2 separate regions of the Homo sapiens genome follow, and region 1 is linked to region 2. Evidence: read pairs that join two places in POLR2A ChIA-PET (ENCODE). Cell type or tissue: HepG2. All regions are shown on one strand. Each heading gives the region's core, and the rest is flanking DNA. Links, peaks and the distances in the headings are about the cores only. Region 1 overlaps EPB41L5 (erythrocyte membrane protein band 4.1 like 5). Region 2 overlaps EPB41L5 (erythrocyte membrane protein band 4.1 like 5).

The links. Peaks named below come from ENCODE experiments on the same cell type or tissue, not always from the same donor. Only the 100,000 strongest peaks of a DNase experiment are listed, where the experiment ranks them.
Region 1: POLR2A ChIA-PET joins it to region 2 with 5 read pairs; 2 of 35 experiments call an interaction of 5 or more read pairs at or near these places.

Annotation. Positions count from the first base shown.
Region 1 is chr2:120,147,483-120,152,869 of GRCh38, reverse strand. All of the region lies in intron 20 of EPB41L5 (erythrocyte membrane protein band 4.1 like 5), which reads right to left. Among named protein-coding and RNA genes, the nearest start is that of TMEM185B, 73 kb to the left of the region's middle. In HepG2, for the core only: no CTCF peak of the experiment used is centred there; DNase peaks (open chromatin) are centred at 2,469 and 2,759.
Region 2 is chr2:120,064,674-120,070,060 of GRCh38, reverse strand. The region is part of intron 3 of EPB41L5 (erythrocyte membrane protein band 4.1 like 5); the gene reads right to left. Among named protein-coding and RNA genes, the nearest start is that of EPB41L5, 54 kb to the right of the region's middle. RefSeq lists an enhancer at 1,195-1,782. In HepG2, for the core only: no CTCF peak of the experiment used is centred there; a DNase peak (open chromatin) is centred at 2,690; H3K4me3 peaks cover 668 bases.

The sequences.
Region 1 (5,387 bases), core at 103-5,102, 83 kb before region 2:
AAATCACCTAGGTGAAATGCAAACATTCCTGAAAACAAATTACCAAAACTGACTTAAGACGAAATGGAAAATCTGAATAGACTTACAACAAGTAAAGAGATTGAATCAGTAATCAAAAACTTTCCAACAAAGAAAAGCCCAGGACCATAGCTTCACTGGTGAATTCTACCAAATATTTAAAGAATTAACAATAATCCTTCTCAATCTCTTCCAAAACACAGCAGAAGAAGGAACACTTCCTAAATCATGCTATGAGGCCAACACTATTGCCCTGTCACCAAAGTCAAATAAAGACATTGTAAGAAAATTACAAACCAGCCAGGCATGGTGGCTCACAGCTATAATCCCCAGCAATTTGGGAGGCTGAGGTAGAAGTACTGCTTAAGGCCAGGAGTTGGAGAAACCTACAGACCAATATCCCTGATGAATATATATACAAAAGTCCTAAAAAAAATGTTATCAAACTGCATCGAGAAGAATATTAAAAAGCTTATATAACATGACCAAGTAGGATTTGTTCTAGAAGTTCACAAGAGTGGTTCAACATCAGAAAACCACACCATATTAACAGAAAGAAGGAAAAAATCTCAATTGATGAGCATCTCAACTGATGCAGAAAAAGCATATAACAAAAATGCAACACTTTTTCATGATAAAAACAAACAGAATAGAATGGAATTTCCACAGTATGGTAAAGGGCATATATGAAAAACATACACACAACACTCAATGGTGAAAGACTGAAAGCTTTCCCTTTATCCCTTTCAGGAATAAAATAAGAATGTCAGTTTTTGTCTCTTCTGTTCAACACTGTACTGGAAGTTCTAGCCAAAGCAATCAGGTAAGAAAAAGAAATAAAAACTTCCCAACTGGAAATAAGGAAGTAAAACTATCGCTATTCACAGATGCCATAATCATGTATATAGAAAATCTTATAGAATGCAGAAAAAACCAGCTGGGTGTGGTGGCTCACACTTGTCATCTCAGCACTTTGGGAGGCCGAGGCGGGCCGATTACCTGAGATCAGGAGTTCAAGATTAGCCTGGCCAACATGGTAAAACCCCATCTCTACTAAAAATACAAAAATTAGCTGGGCATGGTGGCAGGTGCCTGTAATCCCAGCTACTCAGGAGGGTGAGGCAGGAGAATCGCTTGAACCCAGGAGGCAGAGGCTGCAGTGAACCAAAATCGCGCCATTGCATTCCAGCCTGGGTGACAAGAGCAAGACTCCGTCTTTAAAAAAAAAAAAAAAAAAAAAAGGGCCAGACGCAGTGGCTCCTGCCTGTAATCCCAGCACTTTGGGAGGCCGAGGTGGGTGGATCATGAGGTCAGTGGTGTTTTGTAGTTTTCAGTGTACAAGTCTTTTGCCTCCTTGGTTAAATTGTTTCCTAGGTTTTTAAATCTTTTATGCTGTTGTAACATAGTTGTTAATTTTGTTTTCAAACTGTTCACTGCTAGTGTATAGAAATACAACTGATTTTTGTGTATTTATCTTGTATTCTGCAACTGTGCTGAGTTTATTAGATCTAATAGGTTTTTTTCTGCATTATTATTATTATTATTATTTTTTGAGATGGAGTCTCGCTCCGTCGCCCAGGCTGGAGTGCAGTGGCGTGATCTCGGCTCACTGCAAGCTCCGCCTCCCAGGTTCACGCCATTCTCCTGCCTTAGCCTCCCGAGTAGCTGGGACTACAGGCACCCGGCTAATTTTTTGTATTTTGAGTAGAGACAGGGTTTCACTGTGTTAGCCAGGGTGGTCTCGAACTCCTGGGCTCAAGCAATACTCCCACATCAGCCTGGATTACAGGCATAAGCCACCATGCCCAGCTGAAAAAATTAACTGAAAATAGACAGAAGATCTAAATATGTTTCCTATACTGGAAGTTCTAGCCAAAGCTATGCAACTGTTAATCATTATGATCTTGAATTTCACAATGGTTTCTTATATAAAACACTAAAAGCACAGACAACCTAAGAAAAGTAGATAAATTAGACTTCGTCAAAACAAAGAATTTTTATGCATCAAAAGGCTGATCACTAAGAAAGTGAAAAGACAATCCACAGAATGGGAAAAAATATTTTCAAATCATGTATTCGGTAAGAGTCTAGTATTAAGAATTGATATTCAATCAAGGACTCCTACAATTCAACAATAAAGTAAACCCAATTTAAAAATGGGTAATCTGTCATGGGATTAGAAAAAAAAAAGAAATAAAAATAAATGGGGTGGGCAGGCACAGTAGGTCACACCTGTAATCCCAACACTTTTTAGGGCCAAGGTAAGAGGATTGCCTGAGGCTAGGAGCTTGAGACCAGTCTGAGCAACTTAGTGAGACCCCATCTCTAAAAAAATAAAATAAAATAAACTTTTTTTTTTTAAATTAGCTGGGCAGGGTGGTGTGTGCCTGTAATCCTAGCTACTCAGAGGGCTGAGGCAGGAGGATCACTTAAGCCCAGGAGTTCAAGGTTACAGTGAGCTATGATTGTGCCACTGCATTCCAGCCTGGGTGATTGAGCAATAATGTCTCTAAAAAATAAGAAAATAAAATAAAAAATGAGCAAAGGACTTGAATAGACATTTATCCAAAGAAGTTACACGAATGGCCAACAAACACATGAAAAAATCCCCAACATTCTTAATCATTAGAGAAATGCAAATCAAAAGTACACTGAGGCTGGGTGTGGTGGCTCCCACCTGTAATTTCAGCACTTTGGAAGGCTGGGATGGGAGGCTCGCTTGAGCTCAGGAGTTCGAAGACCAGCCTGGGCAACACAGTGACACCTTGTCTCTCCCAGAAATGAAAAAAAACTTAGCCGAGCATGGTGGCATGTGCCTGTAGTCCCTGCTACTAAGGAAGCTCAGGTGGGAGGATCGTTTGAGCCTAAGTTTGAGGCTGCAATGAGTTGTGCTTGTGCCACTGCACTCCAACCTGGGTGACAGAGCAAGACCCTGTCTCAAAAAAAAAAAAAAAAAAAAGTACAGTGAAATACCATGAGAGTGTAAAGAAATAAAAACCCTCACTCATTACTGGGAGAAATAGAAAATGGTGCAGTGGTTGTAGAAAACAGTTTGGCAGTTCCTTAAAAGGTTAAAAGCAGAATTACCGTATGACTCCGGAATTCTACTCTAGATGTGTAACTGAAAAACAGGTGTTCAAACACAAAATTGTACATGACTATTCATAGCTGCAATATTCCTAACAGTCAAAAGGTGGAAACAATCTAAATGTCTATCAACAGATGAATAAACAAACTGTGGTATATCCATACAATGAAATATTATACAGCCATAAAAGGAAATAAAGTCCTGATACATAATAGTACAGTATGGATGACCCTGGAAACATTATGCTAAGTGAAAGAAGCCAGACACAAAAGACCTCATATTACAGAGTATCATTTATATGAAATGTCCAGATAGGTAAATCTATAGAGACAGAAAGTAGAAAAGTACTTCCTCAGGGTTAGGGGAAAGGCAGTGCAGGGTAGATGGGGTTACAGTTAAAGAGCAGGGGATTTCTTTTTGAGGTGACGAAAATATTCTGAAATTTGTTACTGATGGTGGTTGTATGTACTAAATACAGAATGTACTAAATGTACAAAAATGTACCAAAAACTATTGAATTGCACACTTTAAATGGATGAATTGTGTGGTATTTGAATCAAATTTATCAATGAAGCTGTTACTACAAAAATAAATGATCTGAATAGACATTTCTCCAAATAGACATACACGAAAGGATGTTCAACATCATTAGTCCTTAGGTAAATGCAAATCAAACCACAATGAGATGAGACACACTTTATACTCACTAGGATGAGTATAATAAACAAGGAGAATAATAAGCACTGTCAATGACACGGAGAAATTGGAATCCTCATACATTGCTGGTAAGAATGAAAAATGTTACGGCCATTTTGGAAGACATTTGGCAGTTCTTAAGAAAGTTAAATATAGAGTTACCATATGACTGAGGAGAAATGGTGTTACTCCTAGGTATATACTAAGGAGAACTGAAAGTATATTTACAAAAAAAAATTTGTATGCAAATATTCACGTCTAGCTTTGTTCACAATAGCTAAAGAGTGGAAACAATTCAAATGTCCATCAACTGATATATGGATAAATAAATGTTGTATATCTATATAATGAAATATTATTTAGCCATAAGGAGGGACAAAGTACCAACATATGCTACAATATGGACAAATCTGGAAAATATTACGTTGAATGTAAGAAGCCAGACACAAAAGGACACGTATAATTCCATTGACATAAACTGTCCAGAGTAGGTAAATCCACAGAGACAAAGTAGATTAGTGGTTGCCAGGTGCTGGGCAAGAAGCAGAATATGGAGTGACTGCTAATGGGTAAAGTGTTTGCAGACTTTAGGTAAGGTAGAAACCTTCATACTCACTATAATACTCATCCTAGTGAGTATGAAGACCTTAGGTAAGGTAGAATGAGGATGAGTATATATGAGAACTAGGATGAGTATTATAGTGAGTATGAAGGTTTCTACCTTACCTAAGGTCTGGAAAGGGTAAGGAGTGAGGGTAAGGAGTTTCTAGACCTATGGTGTTTCTAGAACATTCTCAAACAATGTTCTAGAATTTATTATAGTGGTAATGGTTGCACAATTTTGTAAAATTACTGAATTGTGTATTTTTAAAGAGTGAATTTTGTGGTATGTGAATTATGTCAGTAAAAAAAAGAAAGAAAAATGATCTAAATCTATTATGGTAAAATGTTAAGATGTGACAAAGCTTGATATTTGGTATACAGGTATACTATATACAGTATATTATATACTTCTCCATAGTGTCTCTGTGCCTAAAATACTGCATTTTCAAAAAGGAGGTACAGTAAAACAGAACAGTGTTGTATAGCATGGGGAAAATAGATTAAAAGAGAAGGAAAAGATCTAGAAATACACCCATGTTTATATAAGAACCTAGTATATTTCAAAGGATGCATTTGAAATCCTAGGGGAAAAATAGATTCTTCAAAATATGAACAGGCATTTAGAAAAATAAATCTGCATGTATGCTCTAGGCTCTTTCCAGCTTCAAGAGTTCAATGAAACTTCTGATGAACATTGGGCAGTCCTGTTCCCATTACCCTTCTCCTGGCAAACAAAAAATTTTATTCTGAAAGACTTCAATAATAACAATAGTACTAAAAATGTTATTACTAACAGTGGTTATCAGAATTTTCTTTCCTTTTTTTTTTTTTTTTTTTTTTGAGACAGAGTTTCGCTCTGTTGCCCACGCTGGAGTGCAGTGGCACGATCACGGCTCACTGCAACCTCTGCCTCCTGGGTTCAAGCAATTCTCCTGTCTTGGCCTCCCCAGTAGCTGGGATTACAGGCGTGCGCCACCATGCC
Region 2 (5,387 bases), core at 87-5,086:
ATAGAGCTTCCTTCAGGAGCTCTTTACAAAAAATCAGCTCCTGGATTCATTGATTTTTTGAAGGGTTTTTCATGTTTCTATCTCCTTCAGTTCTGCTCTGTTGTTAGTTATTTCTTCTGCTAGCTTTTGAATTTGATTGCTCTTGCTTCTCTAGTTCTTTTAATCGTGACGTTAGGGTGTCGATTTTAGATCTTTCCTGCTTTCTCCTGTGGGCATTTAGTGCTATAAATTTCCCTCTAAACACTGCTTAGCTGTGTCCCAGAGATTCTGGTATATTGTGTCTTTGATCTCATTGGTTTCAAAGAACTTACTGATTTCTGCCTTAATTTCATTATTTACCCAGTAGTCATTCAGGACCAGGTTGTTCAGTTCCCATGTAGTTGTGCTATTCTGAGTGAGTTTTTTAATCCTGAGCTCTAATTTGATTGCACTGTGGTCTGAGAGACTGTTTGTTATGACTTCTGTTCTTTCACATTTGCTGAGGAGTGTTTTACTTCCAATTATGTGGTCAATTTTAAAGTGTGATGTAGTGATGAGAAGAATGTATATTCTGCTGATCTGGGGTGGAGAGTTCTGTAGATGTCTATTAGGTCTGCTTGGTCCAGAGCTGAGTTCAAGTCCTAAATATCCTTGTCAATTTTCTGTCTCATTGATCTTTCTAATATTGACAGTGGGGTGTTAAAGTCTCCCACTATTAATGTGTGGGAGTCTAAGTCTCTTTGTAGGTCTCTAAGAACTTGCTTTATGAATCTGGGTGCTCCTATTTTGGGTGCATATATATTTAGGTTAGCTCTTCTTGTTGCGTTGATCCCTTTACCATGCCCTTCTTTGTCTTTTTTGATCTTTGTTGGTTTAAAGTCTGTTTTATCAGAGCCTAGGATTGCAACCCCTGCTTTTTTTTTTTTTTTTTTTTTTTTTTTTTTTTTTTTTTTGAGACAGAGTTTCACTCTTGTTGCCCAGGCTGGAGTGCAATGGCATGATCTTGGCTCACCTCAGTCTCTGCATCCTGGATTCAAGAGATTTTCTTGCCTCAGCCTCCCAAGTAGCTGGGATTACAGGCATGCGCAACCTCACCCGGCTAATTTTTGAATTTTTAGTAGAGACAGGGTTACTCCATGTTGGTCAGGCTGGTCTCGAACTCCCAGCCTCCGGTGAACCACCCGCCTTGGCCTCCCAATGTGCTGGGATTACAAGTGTGAGCCACTGTGCCTGGCCAACCCCTGCTTTTTTTTTTAACGTTCCAATTGCTTGGTAAATATTCCTCCCTCCCTTTATTTTGAGCCTGCGTGTGTCTTTGTCCGTGAGATGGGTCTCCTAAATACAGCACACCGAGGTGTCTTGACTTTTTATCCAACTTGCCAGTCTGTGTCTTTTAATTGGGACATTTAGCCCGTTTACATTTAAGGTTAATATTATATGTGTGAATTTGATCCTGTCATTATGACATGGGCTCTGCCCAGTCCGAACTTCCTGGCGGCTTTGTTTATACTGTGAGGGGAAAACCGCCTACTCAAGCCTCAGTAACGGCGGACGCCCCTCCCCTCACCAAGCCTGAGCGTCCCAGGTCGGCTTCAGACTGCTGTGCTGGCAGCAAGAATTTCAAGCTAGTGGATCTTAGCTTGCTGGGCTCCATGGGAGTGAGATCCACTGAGCTAGACCACTTGGCCCCCTGGGCTTCCTGCAGCCAGCTCATTGCCTGCCCAAACGGCCACCCAGTTTTGTGCTTGAAACCCAGGGCCCTTGTGGCGTAGGCACCCGAGGGAATCTCCTGGTCTGCAGGTGGCGAAGACCATGGGAAAAGCGTAGTATCTGGGCCGGAATGCACCGTTCCTCACAGCACAGTCCCTCATGGCTTCTCTTGGCTAGGGGAGGGAGTTCCCCGACCCCTTGTGCTTCCCGGATGAGGCGATGCCTTACTCTGCTTCGGCTTGCCCTCCATGAGCTGCACCCATTGTCTAACCAGCCCCAATGAGATGAGCTGGGTACCTCAGTTGGAAATGCAGAAATCACCCGCCTTCCACGTTGATCTCACTGGCAGCTGCAGACCGGAGCTGTTCCTATTCGGCCATCTTGCCAGCCATCATGTGACTTCTTAAAACACTTCCTCTGCTCCCTCAGTAACAAGGATGACATGCTAAATTTTGCCCTTATTTCCCTCACTTTTCCCAAATAAATGACTCTTGCAAAACTGTTAAAATTAGAGAAAAAAGTATCCCCATATTCCAGTGCCTGATTCATTCTTATAATAAAATGTAAAATTTATTAGCAGATTATAACCAAAAATTAGGTGAAACAATGTCCCCCAAATTTTACAAAACAGATGCTCCTCAGAGGTAGTACTCTTTAAAAGAACCTTCAGAGTAAAATTAGATCTTTCTCATAATCAAGGTTCTATCTATTAAATAAAGAAGTCTTTGTTCCACAAATAAAAAATGTTAACATTGTGACTATGAGACTTCGAAATGTCCATGACACAAATAGACCTAAAAACCTATTCCAGATATTTCCACTGATAAACCATTCCCAGCTCACTTCTCATTATTAATTCCTTTATGCCACCAAGTCCTAACAGTGACAGGACACACACATCCAACTAAGATATACGTGACTGTGTTCTCTCTGACATGCTTTCAATTCCAAGCACTCTAAAGGAAGGCTAACTAGTTCACAGAGCCAAGGAATCCAATTTCAGAAACGCAGATAGGCAGAGTGGGTAAACAAAGCTGCACTGTAACTGTTTACTTTTCTTGCCAATTATTTGCCTAGCTGCTTCTCTCCATTCTCCAAGATCCAAAAGTGCAATTCACTGAACTATCAGTGTGGCAGCAAAATACCTTTCCATGTTTAAATAAAATGTTCAGCAAATATTTTTTAAATGCTATGCAATATTTTCTTGAGATTTCAAGTGCGCGGGCTACTGTGCCATCTCTCATCTTTTAATAAATTCAGTTGGACATCTACTTTTAAGCCTATTTCAATCTAGCAATCTTTAATCTTTCAATCTAGGCTGGCAAGATGGCCGAATAGGAACAGCTCCGGTCTGCATCCTTCCATTAACAGAACACTAGGCCTGCCAGTAGCAAAAAACAATTCAATTTTCTTTCAGTAGAAAATTCTTCAACCTACAGCAGTAAACAGTTCATCCATCACTGTCCAGCCCAGAAATCCAATATCCAAATATTCCAGACTTAACTGACACAAATACCTACTACAGCCTGATGCAAATCACATACTGAGTAAGAGAAAAAACTAGTTTTCATGCCCCAGATTTTCTCCCCAAAACCATGGAACTGGGAGTTGTCCTATATTCCATGGCTGGTCACCTGGGCACTATTTCATGTAGCCTCTCATCCACCATAGTGAGTGCAAATGAGCACAACCCTTCCAGGAAGCAATCTGACTAGACAGTAGATAATGTCTCAAAAATAACTATGTGCCTTCAACCCAGCAATTCTACACCTAGAAATCATTATGGATGTGTGTAGATTTACCTACAAGAAATTTCATCAAAGAAAATTAGGACAGCCTATGTATCTAACAAGAGTGAACTGGTTAAAGCATTTTAATATAATAGAGCACTATATATCCACGAAAAATAATGAAAGCAAATACTTAAGAATTTGAAAAATTACTTACATTGTTAAATTTTAAAAGGCAGGTTATTAGACATTATAAATTGTTTTGTCAAGATATACAATTTTCTATTAAATACATATTTTCATTCACAGAGATAATCTGTAATAATAATGTAACAGAGATGTTATCTCTCGGCTGGTTGAAATTGCGAGTGATTTTTTTTCTTCCTTGTGCTTTCCTATATTATCCGCTTACTCCACAATGAACACATATTACTTAAGGCAATAATCATGGACCCCCTTATTTTAATGTTTTATATAGGTAATATATTCAAATGGTTTAATTTTTTAGTAATATTAAAAACTATATGGTCATCAGTTCCCCCCAGTCTCTGCCCCCTATTACCCACACCCCATAACACAGGCACTCCTCCTCCCCAAGATGTTACTGGTTTCTCTTGATTCCTTCCAGAGTTTCCTCAAACAGGGAAGAAGAAAATTTTTCAAGTGTGTGAGTATGTGCACACACATGTGTGTTGGCAGAGTGAAGAACATTATCAGTGGACTGAAAATTAATAGGCTAAATATAAATTTTGACAGAATAAGTTTTCAGGGATATAAAAAGAAAACAATTTTTTAAAAAATAGAACACTATTTCAAGAACAATCTCAGCCGGGTAAGGTGGCTCACACCTGCAATCCCAGCACTTTGGGAGGCCAAAGCGGGCAATCACCTGAGGTCAGGAGTTTCAGACCAGCCTGGCCAACATGGTGAAACCCCATCTCTACTAAAAATACAAAAATTAGCTGGGCGTGGTGGCAGGCGCCTGTAATCCCAGCTACTCGGGAGGCTGAGGCATGAGAGTCGCTTGAACCCAGGAGGCAGAGGTTGCAGTGAGCCAAGATTGCGCCACTGCACTCCAGTCTGGGTGACAGAGTGAGCGAGACTCCATCTCAAAAAAAAAAAAAAAGAACAATCTAAAGTCTTTCTTAGACAGTTATAACTTAAATTTCTCCCTGTTTAAAACTATTTAGGACTAGTCTCACAAATATACCTTTCTAGTCTAACTTGTCACAGTAGCTCTTGCTTATAATCATAGCTACTCAGGAGGCTAAGGCAGGGGCATCGTTTGAGGCCAGGAGTTTGAGACCAACCTGGGCAACATAGTAAGACCGGTCTCCAAAAAAAAAAATTTTTTTTTAATTAGCTGAGCATGGTGGCATATGCCTACAGTCCCCCAGTTATTTGGGAGGCTGAGGCGAGAGGGCTGCTTGAGTCCAGTAGTTTGGGGCTTCAAGGGAACTATGATACTGTACTCCAGCCTGGGCGACAGAACAAGACCCCATCTCTAAAATGTAAGTACATAAATAAACATAAAATCACCCTAGTGAGAAAAAGGATCATAGTTATCTTCCAGGCAGGCATTTTCATCTCTTTTCTACTTATATATAATAGTTTCTAATACCTGCACTCCCTTAAGATGACCCAAAACTCAGATAAAGCATCAAACACATGTTAAAGTGAGATTTAGGAGCTGTGGGAGTTCTGGGTGATGTTCTTCTGGGAAAGGTCTGGGTTCATGTTTGCATATTCTCAAGTCTGTTTTCTTTCATCTCCTCCACATTCCAAGACCGAGGCCTGGAAAATTCAGGCCTCAGAGACAGGCACTGATAGTGTTTTCCTTGAATCAGGGTCTTTAGGAGTTGAGTTTATATTACACTAGAAGATAAAAGTGAAAGCACACAGATATAGATTACTAGTAAGATTCTCTTTCTTCACTGTACCTTAAAAAGGAGACAACTTCCCTTCTAT